Linked DNA regions of Homo sapiens: all the other regions are linked to region 2. A link is a contact called in ENCODE Hi-C or POLR2A ChIA-PET data. All regions are on one chromosome and are shown on one strand. The core of a region is the stretch at or near the end of the contact, and the rest is flanking DNA. Distances in the headings are between cores, read along the strand shown. Region 1 has its middle 32 kb from the start of SUN5. Region 2 holds the start of C20orf203 (chromosome 20 open reading frame 203). Region 3 overlaps KIF3B (kinesin family member 3B).

What was found. Hi-C counts contacts between places; a loop is a spot of excess contacts on that map. ChIA-PET counts read pairs that join two places held with the same protein, here RNA polymerase II (POLR2A). Pooled maps may share reads with other maps.
Region 1: a loop to region 2 is called in a pooled map, with 13 times the contacts of the local background. The contact joins the enhancer-like site here to the promoter of C20orf203 in region 2. A Hi-C loop is called at or near these places in 3 of 37 single-sample maps with no recorded cell type and 4 of 50 pooled maps. POLR2A ChIA-PET finds 5 or more read pairs at or near these places in 1 of 52 experiments (GM12878).
Region 3: a map with no recorded cell type shows a loop between it and region 2 (8-fold over the local background). The contact joins the enhancer-like site here to the promoter of C20orf203 in region 2. A Hi-C loop is called at or near these places in 2 of 37 single-sample maps with no recorded cell type and 2 of 50 pooled maps. POLR2A ChIA-PET finds 5 or more read pairs at or near these places in 2 of 52 experiments (endothelial cell of umbilical vein and naive thymus-derived CD4-positive, alpha-beta T cell).

The regions. Positions count from the first base shown.
Region 1 is chr20:32,970,009-32,974,097 of GRCh38, reverse strand. No RefSeq gene overlaps it. Among named protein-coding and RNA genes, the nearest start is that of SUN5, 32 kb to the left of the region's middle. RefSeq lists enhancers at 1,378-1,507, 1,033-1,541, 1,542-2,049, 2,693-3,644, 3,645-4,089. Within about 2 kb of position 1,642, at least 10 of the 41 ENCODE cell types and tissues checked have a DNase peak (open chromatin) inside an H3K27ac peak, as active enhancers do; they include GM12878, where a contact is called at or near this core.
Region 2 is chr20:32,670,878-32,675,320 of GRCh38, reverse strand. It overlaps C20orf203 (chromosome 20 open reading frame 203), which reads left to right and starts at 1,380. Exons shown (of 6, transcript NM_182584.4): 1 at 1,380-1,689. RefSeq lists enhancers at 613-682, 2,633-3,132.
Region 3 is chr20:32,331,372-32,335,664 of GRCh38, reverse strand. It overlaps KIF3B (kinesin family member 3B), which reads right to left. Exons shown (of 9, transcript NM_004798.4): 9 at 654-4,293. Among named protein-coding and RNA genes, the nearest start is that of ASXL1, 25 kb to the left of the region's middle. RefSeq lists an enhancer at 1,329-1,388. Within about 2 kb of position 2,769, at least 5 of the 41 ENCODE cell types and tissues checked have a DNase peak (open chromatin) inside an H3K27ac peak, as active enhancers do; they include endothelial cell of umbilical vein, where a contact is called at or near this core.

The DNA.
Region 1 (4,089 bases), core at 393-2,892, 300 kb before region 2:
TCTTGGGCATTAGGTACCCTCAGAGGATCAAGATAAAGACACAGGCTGTTTTAAAAGAAAAAACAGTGTGGTTAAAAACATCACCTAAAAAAAACGAAAAAAGAAAAACTGTCTCTGCAGCTAGGCTTCTTCCTGGGTTCAAATCCCAGTTTCACCACTAACCAGCTATGTGACCCTTTGACAAGAGACTTTACCTCCCCGTGCCTCGGTTTCCTTATCTAACTGATTGGAATAATATTAGTACCTACCTCTCAGAATTGTGAGGATTAAAAGTAAAATCTTTAGAACATATCAAGCCTTTTGAATAGTGCTTGGTACATAACAAGTGCTCCGTAAATGTTAGTCATTACTACTGCAGAGGCAGGATAGCCTGCTGGTTAGGGATGTAGCTTCCTCCTAACTGTGTGACCTTAGACCAATTACCCGACCTCTCTGAATCCCATGGGTGTGGGGGTTAAATGTAGTCTTGCCTTGCATAAAACAACTACTCAATAAAAAGTTGCTATTTTTCCATGCCAGGCACTGTGATGATCTCATTGAATACTCACAACATCTCATGGGGTAGGTAATATCATTGAACCCATTTTATAGATGAGAAAACTGAGGCTTAGAAAAAAGGGTCTAATACAGGACAGAATTTGAATTCAGATTCAGGCCATCTGGGTCCATGCCCTTAACAGTTATATTACATCACCGGCCTAATATGCTCTGAGCTTTGAAAAACCCGTATCCAAGGTGGTTAGAACTTGTGAACATATTGAGTAAATTGGCACCAAGAGAGGACTTAAAACACATCTCACCTACATCATGCATGAGGACCTGTGGAGCTCAGAGGCCACGATCCATGGCCCCAGCCGAAGTCTAGAAGCCTGAGGTTGCAGCAAGTGTGAGCTCCTGATGAGTGAGGAGTTGGTGGTTGGGCTGTGATTGCTGCATGGAGAATCTAGGAGCCGAAGCGCAGGGCCAGTCCCTCACCACCAACTCCTGCGTGCAGGGAGGGATCTGCGGGGGGACGTTGATCAGGACAAAGAACACAGCCAACAGGAAGGCCTGGAAATGCCCAGGGAGGGCGCATATCCTCGGAGCCGTGGCTGGGCCACTGTCAGAGGACCAAGCTGTGGTGCAATGGCTGTGTTCCTTGACATCAAGTGCAGAGCCACCTGGGGACGGGACATACCGAAGGCACATCAGGCACAGCAGGGGCTTCGGGCCCCCATCCCCCACTCATCTCTAGCCTGAGCCCTGCACCATGGCCCATGAAGACAGGCCATCCAGCCAGGGTGCCCTGGATGGTGTCCGGGATGCCAGGTGGGCACCAGCACTGAGGGCAAGAGTGGGTGGGAAGGGCACAGAGGGACGAGTCACCAGCCCATCCCACACCCAGACCCCCAGGGCCTCTCCTTGGACACCACTTAGCAGGTAAGGCCCAGAAAAAAGCAGGCAGGGTATGCCCCACTCCAGTCACAGCAACAGTCTGGCCAGCCATTCTGGTTTGCCCAGGACTGGGGGGTGCCCAGGATGTGGAACCTTACATTTGAAAACCAGGACAGTTCCAAGCAAACCAGGACAAGCTGGTCACCATCTACAACAGGAAATAGGGGCTCGTGAGACAGGCAGGCTGACTGGTTTCCTGGTTTTGATGTGGTTTAGAGAAAAAGTACAAAAACCCCTTATCAGACTGTAGCTCACCTGACTTCCAGCCAATCAGCAGCCAAAGACCCAGGAAACTATTCACCACGAGTTCCTGCTCTAGGGGGCTAGGGACTTCCCTGGGGCCCCGCATGTGCAGTTAGACTTAAACTTCAACTTACCCTCTTCCTCATTTTAATGCTGCAAATCGTGCCCAAGCACGGAGATTTAAAATGCTGATGTTACATGCAATGTTTGAAAAAGTGTGTTGAGCCACTGTGCAAGTGCTAGAGAAACCCCTCCTCCTATACATGCCCTGGCAAAATCCTTCCCTACAGAAAGTCCCTGGAAATCTGACCCCCACGCTCCCCTGGGGAAACCCTTCCCTATAGAAAGGCCCTGGAAATCTAACCCACACACTCCCCTGGAGGAACCCTGAAACCCCTCTCCATAGAAAGGCCCTAGAAATCTAACCCACACACTCCCCTGGGGAGCAGCCTGCCCTCTTCCTTTCATGTTGCTGACTTCCCTCGTGCACAAGCTAAATAAAGCTCTTTCTCTTTGCTGCTATGTCTGGTGATCGCTCTTGATTTCTATCCTGGCAGATTACAAGGACCCAGGGCGCCGATAACACTAGAACTCTGGGATGCCTGAGAGGAGAGAGAATCAGGATGAGAAGCAGTGCCTGAGAGAGCAGAGAAGTGGAGACGGAGAAAACACAAGGCCAAAGACAGGAGGCAATGAGACTGAAGCAGAAAGAGAATGGATGGAGAAACAGGAAGACAGAGTCACAGCTAGAGACACAGAGATGGGGGAAAGAGAGGCAGGAAGTGGAACAGGACAGGGAGATGGCGTTAATGGTGGAGAGCGTCCTGGTTCTTGGAATCTTGAACAAAGAATTGGACAAAATACACAAACAAAGCAAGGAAGGAGTGAAGGGATTTACTGAAAATCAAAGTACACTCCACAGTGAGGGAGCAGGCCCGAGCGTAGCGGCTCAAGTGCCCCGTTATAGAATTTTTGGGAGTTTAAATACCCTCCAGAGGATTCCACTGGTTACTTGGGGTACACCCTATGTAAATAGAGAGGATGAAGTAAAATTACAAAGTTATTTACTTGGCCTACACCCCACGGAGAGGATATTTCCTGTCCTAGCTGAAGTGGGAATTGGCCTTATGTTCCCTGCCTTCAGACCCTATTTTCCTGCCTCACTGGGGGCACTCCAAAGACCCTGTGGCTGCCTCCCTGTCCCAGCTGAGCCCTCAGCCCCTCACCTCCTGCTCTGGGCCTCCCACCTTGTCTCCCACCCCCATCCCATGCCCACGTTGGTTCACGGTTGAGCACAGAGGCCCCCACCTGCTGGTACCCCATCTAGGGAGACAGAGGTTCAGGGAGGGAAGGGCCTCATAGGGCTCCCACAGCACCTCAAAGGGGTAGCTGGAGCCTGCAGCCTGACCCACCCCATGCTGCCCATGGCACTGGGAGGAAGGGAAACCACCTCACGGCCCTTCCCCAGCAGCTGCTGTGTGCCAGGCGGCATGCCCAGGCATAACGGGCATGAGACAGGCAGTACTGTCACCCCAGTTTTGCAGATGAGGCTAGCAAGGAGCTGTCTCTGACCTGAGGTCACACAACCAGGACTCGAACCCAGGCTTGCTGGCCCCAGATCCTAAGCTCTTTCCCTAAGACTGACAAGAAAACCAGAGGGTGGAAAGGGGGCTTGGTGTCCCCTGGACCCTGCAGCTCAGCACTTTAGCCCCACCCAGACCAGGACAAGCCCACCGTGGAAGAGGGATCCCACGCCCAAGCCTCCCCAACCCAGCCTCAAGCCAGGGGCTCAGGAGGCCGGAGACAGGGCTGGGGTCTGAATGGCGGAGCCAGGATGGGGCTGAGACCTGGACCCGGCCCTGCCATTGATTTGTTGTGTGGCCCCTGCCTGGTCCCATTCCATCTCTGGGCCATTGCCCTGACCTGCAGTGTTGCTGTGAACTCTGTGGAAACGGGGGTAGGGTGCTAGGCCAGGCCACCAACACAAAGCACAGCTCTCTTCCCACCTGAGAACCGAGCGAGTGAGCAAGAGTTTTGCCTACATCCCTGGGCCCCTGGGTCTGCTCAGTTTCCCTACTTTCCAAAATATCCATGCCCCCAGACCACCTGATCCTCATCACCTCCTGCGCCTCAGTTTCCTCATCTGAATAATGGGCACTGCTCAGCCCATTGCAGTATTCTTCTCCTTCCTTGCAGTATTCTGGGGTACTGAGCACAGCCTCTGGGTGCCTCGAGCAGTTTCTGGGTCCTGGGATATTTCTCTTCCCACAGGCAGCACCACCAGCCGTGGCAAAGTAGGAGTGTGTCCCTGGTCATGGTGGCCTGCCGGGCACTCTCCAGTGTGCTCTATGACCCCTGGCCATGGCTCAGCCTCTCTGGGCTCAACAGGAATGAGTGGAATTGCAAAGGCCC
Region 2 (4,443 bases), core at 131-2,630:
GGAGAACTGGGTGGTTTGCCCAGGAACTCAGAAGGAGTATTCCCTAGGCGGGTGGGTAGCGTGTGGAAGGACACCTGAGGCAGACAGAAGACACAGAGACCCAAGGGAGAAGGAAGAACGGCTGGGTTTAGAGACGTGGACGTAAGTGAAAGGGCAGAGCCAAGGATGCAGCAGGACAGGAGGGAGGGGGTTAATAACACACTTGAAGCCCACGGTCCAGGTTTGATTTCATTTAACTTAGTTTACTCTGGACCCCTGAGTCTCTCTCAAATTTGAATGGCCTTTTTTTCCTTTTGAAGGGGGATTCTTTAGGAGGAAGGGCAGAGAGGGCACCAAGCAAGTAGATACTGTCTCTAATAAAAGTTTTGGTCATGGCCAGGCGCAGTGGCTCACTCCTGTAATCCCAGAACTGGGAGGCCCGAGGCAGGAGGATTGCTTGAGCCCAGGAGTTCAAGACCAGCCTAGGCAAAATGGCAAGATCCCTATCTCTACAAAAAAAAAAATAATAATACAAAAATTAGCTAGGCATGGTGATGTGCACCTAGTCCCAGCTACCTAGGAAGCTGAGGTGGGAGGATTGCTTGAGTCTGGGAGGTCGACGCTGCAGTGAGCTGTGATTGCACCACTGCACTCCAGCCGTGGTGACAGAGTGAGACTCTGTCTAAAAAAAAAAAAAGGAAGTTTCGAGGGTGAGATGAAGTAAAAGACTGGAATGTTCTTGAGACATTGGGCTAGAGATTGTCATTTGTTTTTGCTACTTAAATCCAGGTGCTCTGGGCTAACCTGATTGGGCCCCTGATGCAAAAGCGCCTCCTGGTGGGTGGTTCTGAAAACACTGAATACTTTCCTCCCCCTGCCACCCAGTAACAATATTAATAATACAAATACAGCATTTTTTTTTCCCTGCAGAACAAAATTCCTAGAAGCTGAAGGGCTGAGTTGCTGAACATGAGCATTTTACTTTTAGGCAGATTACATCAAAGTCTCTTTCCAAAAAGTTGGCACCAATTGGCACCCCATTTTTGGTGCATTTAAATATTAAACACCAAGATGAGACTGGATGGATCCCTCTCCTGAAATGTCCTGTCCATAAATGAAAGAGCTGGGGCCAAGCTCACGGTGGCTCACGCCTGTAATCCCAGCACTTTGGGAGGCCAGGGTGGGAGGATTGCTTGAGCTCAGGAGTTCAAGACTAGCCTGGGAAATATAGGGAGACCCCTGTCTCTTAAACAAACTTAAAAAAAATGGCTGGATTAAACGACAACAACAGTTTCAGGGACCCAGTCTTTTCTGAACAGTGTCTCCCCCGCTCAGCTCTCACAGATCATTGAGGTGGGCGGGGTTAGACCCATTGACAGTTGGACCTGCAGGGCCAGGTCACATAGCCAGTGGGTCTGAGCTGACTTTTCTTCCCAAGCCTGTGTGATCCCCAAAACCCTTGGCTGCCCCCACTCTGCCCCCCGCCTCCCAGCCCTTCCAGCTGCAGCCTTTTCACTCATTCCACCACCACTCAGCTCTGAGTGGCTACGCTGGCGGGCTCTCTGCTTTGCGTCGGAGACATCACAGTGAGCAAAGGCAGATATGTTTTATGTGCCCTTGAAGAATCTCCCAGACAAACGTGTCATTGCAGTCGGAGCCAAATGGCCGGGGCAGGTGGCACAGATGAATGCCGGGCAGAGGAGCCTGCAGGTGGGTGGAATGCAGCCTGTCTGTGCTGAAAGTGTGGGGTGACCCTGGGGTTTTAAGCAGGGGATGGTGACCAAAAAAGCCAGCAGAAAGACCAGTGTGTGGTTTTGAAGCTGCTGCCCTAGACTCCCTGTGCCTCATGTGTCCCTTGGAGCTCCACCTGGGTCTCTGTGCCCACGGGGCTGCGGTGAGGCTCCCCGAATGTGGGGACCGTGTGGCCGTTGAGCCCATCTCCGGCAGCTATGGCTGAGGCGCCAGCCACTTCCGCCCTGTGCTCTCTCTGTGGTTGGCTACGGGGGCTGAGACACCTCCGGCCAGTCTTGAGGGGAGCAGGAGGAGGCTGCTGGACTGTCCCCCATGGCAGCCACAGGGCCTCTTCACTCCCTCCTGCCTCTGTGGCTCCAGGGGCCCAGCTCAGCCTCTTCCTGCCGTTTGTACCAGCCCTGGGGCTCCTCAGGAGGGCGGGCTTGTCGCTTGTTCCCCCAACCCTGCAACCCCTCCACTTCCTCTCCTCACCCGCCCCAGGGTGTGAGGTGGGACACAGAGAGATGCCCAGCCCTTACTACCAAGGAGTCTTGGGTCTTGAGGGGGCTTCTTTTATGGCCACTCATTTCAGCCCCTAGATCCTGCCAGTCCCATATTCTTCACTCCCTGAGGCCTTCTGGCTCTCAAAGCCCGAGTCTAGTGCCTTCCTACCAGCCATCTTCACCAGGCCCCTCTCCTATGCTGGGTCTGTTTAGATGCAGGGGCACAGGGAGTAGGAAAAGGTCTCTGCTGCCGGAGCCCACAGCCCTGTGGGAAGACAGCAGGGCCAGGTGGCAGTCAGGGAGAGAAGCACTTTTCTGGAACTGTGTGAAATGCTGTGAGCTTGGGGGAGGCAGGGGAGGGAGTGGGGAGGGTAGAGGAGGAAGAGTCCCAGAACAAAAAGGCCTGGTGTGGTGAGAAATTCAGGAGGGAATAAAAGGGAACAAGAGCAAGAAATAGAGACAGGCACACTGTGGTTCTTGGTTTTTCCCACAAAACTAAAGCTATTTAAATTGAAGAAGTATTTTTTTTTTTTTGGAGATATTGTCTTGCTCTGTCACCCAGACTGAAGTGTAATGATGCAATCATAGCTCATTGTAACCTTGACCTTCTAGGCTCAAGCAGTCCTCCTGCCTCAGCCTCTTGAGTAGCTAGGACTACAGGCATGCGCCACCACACCCAGCTAATACATATGTATGTATGTATGTATGTATAATATATATGTAATATATTTTATGTGTGTGTATTTATTTTATTTTATTTTATTTTTTTGAGACAGAGTCTTGCATTGTCACCTGGGCTGGTGTGCAGTGGTGGGATCTCGGCTCACTGCAACCTCCATCTCCTGGGTTCAAGCGATTCTCCTGCCTCAGCCTCCCAAGTAGCTAGGATTACAGCTAGCTACTGTAATAGCTACTGGGCGCCCACCACCATGCCCAGCTAATTTTTTGTATTATTAGTAGAGATGGGGTTTCACTGTGTTGGTCAGGCTGGTCTCGAACTCCTGACCTTGTGATCCGCCTGCCTTGGCCTCCCGGAGTGCTGGGATTACAGGCGTGAGCCACTGCCCCGGCTCCTCTTAAATTTTTAAGTGCACGCTACAGTATTGTTAACTATAACCACAATGTTGTGCAGAAGACCTCCGGACATTTTTATCTGTGTGACTGAAACTCTATACCCATTGAACAGCAACTCTCTGTTCCCCACTCCCCCTCAGCCCCTGGCAACCCAACCCCCATTCTACTATTTTTTTTTTTTTTTTTTTTTTTTGGAGACAGAGTTTCACTCTTGTTGCCCAGGCTGGAGTGCAATGGCACGATCTCGGCTCACCTTAACCTCCAACTCCTGGGTTCAAGCAATTCTCCTGCCTCAGCCTCCCGAGTAGCTGGGATTATAGGTGTGCGCCACCACGCCCGGCTAATTTTGTATTTTTAGTAGAGACAGGGTTTCTCCATGTTGGTCGGGCTGGTCTCAAACTGACCTGAGGTGATTTGCCCACCTCGGCCTCCCAAAGTGCTGGGATTATAGGCGTGAGCCACTGTGCCTGGCCCATTCTACTATTTTTTCCCTTTCTTTTTTCTACTTAAAATTTTTTTGTCTTTATTTTTTTTCTTTCTTCTACTTTCTGTTTCTTCTTTGGATTCCTCATATAAATGGAATCATGCATTATTTGTCCTTCTGTGACTGGTTTGTTTCATTTAGCATAAAGTCATCAAAGTTCATCCATATGGCAGCACATGACAGGCTTTCTTTATTTTGATGGCTAAATAATATTCCAATGTGTGTACACACCATATGTTGTTTATCCATTCATCTGTGGATGGACATTTAGGTTGTTTCTACCTCTTGGCTATTGTGAATAATGATGCAATCAATATGGGAGTTCACATATCTCTTGGAGATCCTGATTTCAATTCTTTTGGAAAAATACCTGCAAGTGGGATTCCTGGATCATATGGTAGTTCTATTTTTAATTTTTTGAGAAACCTCCATACTGTTTTCTGTAGCAGCTGCACCATTTAACATTCCCACTAACCATGCACAAGGGTTCAACTTCTCCACATCCTTGCCAACACTGTTGTTTTTTTTTTTTTTTTAAATAATGGCAGTTCTAACAGGTGTAAGTTGATGGCTCATTGTGGTTTTGATTTGCATTTCTCTGGTGATCAGTGAGGTTGAGCACTTTTTCATGTTCTTGTTGACCACTTGCATGTCATCTTTGGAGGGATGCCT
Region 3 (4,293 bases), core at 1,520-4,019, 340 kb after region 2:
AAAAAAAAAAAGGCACATATATTTTAAAGTATGATGTATAATAGTAAATTTAAAAGAATTTTTAAAACAAAACACAAAAGTTAAAAGAAATTTCATGCCGTTGCCCAGGCCAGTCTCAGGAACCTCCACGGAAAAACATGAAAAACACTTATTTGTCACTCTATCATTCTTCATTTTGTGTCCTTTTCCTTGTTGCTACATTATTTATTTATTTTTATTTACTTATTTATTTTTGAGGCGGAGTCTCGCTCCGTTGCCCAGGCTGAAGTGCAGTTGTGCAATCTTGGCCTACTGCAATCTCGGCCTCAAGCGATTCTCCTGCCTCAGTCTCCCGAGTAGCTGGGATGACAGGTGCGCACCACCACGCCCGACTCAATTTTGTATTTTTAGTACAGACAGGGTTTCACCATGTTGGCCAGGCTCGTCTCCAACTCCTGACCTGAAGTGATCCACCCGGCTCAGCCTCCCAAAGTGCTGGGATTACAGGCATGAGCCACTGCACCCTGCCCCTTGTTGCTATATTAAATAATGCCAGCATCCCAACTCAATCTTCATTTTCCCACTCCCACCCAGTTAAAATGTTTATTGAAAATGGCAGTGTGTCAGCCACAGGCATGTCATTTTCAAAAGCCTTAGTCATTTATGAGGACACCTTTTTGTAGGTACAATAAATCTGATTGATTTTTATTACACATCTTAGTTTAGAATCACTTTTACATTCCTAGACAAAGAGATGATACAAATAAATATCAATTGTAAAACTTAGAGCCCCAAGTATTGATTGGCGTATTCTTTGTCTAAAGGTAGCCAAAGAGAAGGTCAAGATCAGTAATAACTTCAAGGAGCCATGAAGCCCACTGCCTCCTGCCTGCCCCAGGATCACTCCTTTCATAAATAACCCCAGAAGCATTTCATTCAGGAAACAAGGGCAGGCAGAAAGGTGACAGATTTCTGAACAGTACAAAACAAAGCCTTGCGTGATAGACAATCACCAGGCCCACTATTCTTAGCCAGTTCCCTCAGAGCATTTTTAGTATGGCTTTTAGAGTATATTAACAGCCCCATTTTCGTCCACTGATGGGGTTCAGATGGTCTGAGGTGTTGTCTCCAGTACGCCTCAACCTCAAGTGGGAAATGTGAGGCAGAACTGATATCCATGTTAACAGGGAATCGACACTTCTCAGAAACTTGGCAACGATTCTACATTCAGTGAGGGAGGACTTGTCAGAGTCAGACAGGAAAAGCAGAGAGCGGCCCACGCCCCAGTTGCAGCACTCTGGCGCCCTTGGTCATGGAGGTGTGGGTGGAGCAATTCAAGCAGCATGCAGGCATTGGACGGGAAATAATCCAGCGTTAGGTCAGTCTTAAGAAAGTGCTTCATGCCTATGATTTGTGGCCTTGGGTTCTGAATCCAGGGGTCTGAGAGACATGTGACTTGAAAATATGAAGCCAGATACATTCTCCAGATCAGAGTAAAAGGGGGTCTATTGGGGGTTGCATACACAGTCTCAAACTCCTTCTCCTGATGGTCATCTTAGATCCTGTTAGACTTGCTTTCTGGCTTTGCTAGCTGCTGCCGGCATGAAGGCCCTCAGACGGCTCAGAACATTCTAGGTATGACTAGAGACATGAAAACCTAGTCCCTCAGTGGGCTTGGTAGGTCCTCTACATATTTGGCTCAATGCAGAACCCAAAACAGCAGCTTTCTGGTGACAGCACGACATTCTACAATCTGCTCTATTCAAATATTTATCGGATCCATTTTGAGAGAAGAAAAGCACCAGAGACTGCTTGGAAAGGGACAGCTTCATTTCCAAATGAGTCTTCTTTTCTTTCCACAGACCACCACATGAACACAGCTGAGTACAAGGCATGCCTGTCAACTTGTCTGTCTTCTCTTAGAAAAGTTCTATGTGTCACTTAACCACCCTTGGTCAGAAGAGTCACCTCGAGATACCAGTATTAATGTATAGGGTTATCTGCAGTTTTCTTTTTCTTTCTTTCTGTTTTTTTTTTTTTTTTTTTTTTTTTTGAGGGGGAGTCTCACTCTGTCACCCAGGCTGGAATGCAGTAGTGTTATCTCGACTCACTGCAACCTCCGCCTCCCAGGTTCAAGTGATTCTCGTGCCTCAGCCTCCCGAGTAGCTAGGACTAGAGGCATGCACCACCACACCAGGCAAATTTTTGTATTTTTAGTACAGATGGGGTTTCACCATGTTGGCCAGGCTGGTCTTGAAGTCCTAACCTCAGGTGGTCCACCCACCTCGGCCTCCCAAAGTGCTAGGATTACAGGCATGAGTCACCATACCCGGCCGGTTATCTGCAGTTTTCAATTCTCAGATTTGCTACATGAATATTTTTAGCCTACAGAATTCAGATTAGCTTTGAGGAAATGTGGTGTGAGAGACACGTGTAACCAGCAGAAAATCAGCTTAGGCTACCCACCTTAGCGTTTTGTTCTTATTCAAACAGGCAAATTCTTAGTAAATAAGAAAGAAGTAAAGTTTGATCTCAAGAAAATATGAGGGAAGGCTGAAAAGGGCCCTGGGTTCAGAAAGAAGGGTTACTAAAAAGGAGATAAGCCGCTGGACAACAGATCTCCATTTTGCAGAATGCTAAGACATTGCACTTAGTACCTCCTGTTTCCCATGGGTTCTGATCCAGAAATGTGCCCTGGGAACTGAGCAGCTGAGTTAAAATATAACTCAAGGCCCACCTGAGTCGCCACCTTCCTGAGGCACCGTGCCAGCAAGGTGCACCAGTGTGGCAGACCTGGAGACTCACTGTCCCCTCAGGCTTGGCTCATGGACTCAGACACCCACATGGGAATGCTTCCAGCCTGGATTAGTCATTCAATGGGCCTTCAATACAGACAAAAGGCAACAACTGCACATTAGTGTATTTCTAAAATTGGGCAAGTTCTTGGTCTCTGTCTCTCTTACAGACACATATGGACACATTCACAGAACACAGGCACCATCGTGCTCTCACACCCACACACACTTATGAGCTTCTCTTGAGGGAAAATGAGTAATATTCACCTAATGACCAACATAAAATGAAGCTCTGAATCTCAATAATACAAGGAACTAAAACTTACAAACCAAACTAGTAATATGTAAATGGGAATTCTGAACTCTCCTTTGAGCCTATTCAATCACACAGCTATTCTTCACCAGCATCTTAGGCTCTGCCTGGAGGGAGCCACAGTTCTAGGATTCGGTGAATTCTCTGCTGAAGGCAGGCAGGATTCCTTTGCTTCCATCTGTTATGTCTTCCCTGCCCACTGCACTGAGTCTCATGTCTCCATCTCTGCATCTGCCTAGCTACTCTTCTGCTCTCTATACCAATATGGAACAAAACGGGGAATTCAGAAGTGCCACAATACAGCTCCTTCCCTCAACTCCAGTCCCATCAGAGAAGGCAGAGACAGCCTCCTTTCTTCCACAAAACAGGCCCACTGCAGAGCATGCTCTGGATGCAGAGGATGGGCCCACACAAGGATGTTCAGAGTATGCGTGCATGGGAAAAGATGGTGACAAATGAAGAGTAAAGTGACATGGTGTATGGACATGGCACCAGCTTACAGACTTAGGTCTTTGACAGGATGGTCATGGTTTTGAGGTTTTAAAGAAGCTATTTCCCTAAACACTCAGAGAAGGCAAAGGGAATGTTATTTCTATTGCTCCCAACATTGAATCATTCAGAAGCAGAAATTGGAAGAGATTTCCTCACTGAGCAGGTCCCAAAGGCAGATCCACTTCTTACTGAGGTGCATGGAAGCAAGACTGCTGATGGTGCCCACCTGGGGCCTGGATCCAAATGCGATTTCTCATTTCTCCCTACAAGAACAGGCACCTATTCAAGTTCTAGGGTTTTCACTTTTCAACCTCACTGTCATTTTATCCCGAGGCTCCAAAGATGTGGTCCTGCTAAGGTGACTCCTGATTCTGCCCTATTGTTCAACAAGAAGGGAGCCCCATGTAAAGAACAGGCTAGAAAAGGAGAGAGGAGAGAAAGGGAGCACAGGGGAAGGGGGAGAAGAAGGCAAGGGGGAAGGAAGCAAGGTCACTGGTCATTCTCTTGCTTTCCACTTGAACTATCGCACTTTACCTTACCCATGCATTTCTGAGATGCTAATTAAAAGATGTTTCCCAGAGGGGCTGAGTGCCAGATTAGGAACAGCACGTTCAACCAGATTAAGTTGGTTGATCTGCAAAGAGGCCACCGCTTCTCCTCAGGGGAACAGTTCTGAGTTTGGGCCGAATCCTCTCTGCAGCTTTTTGCTAGTCT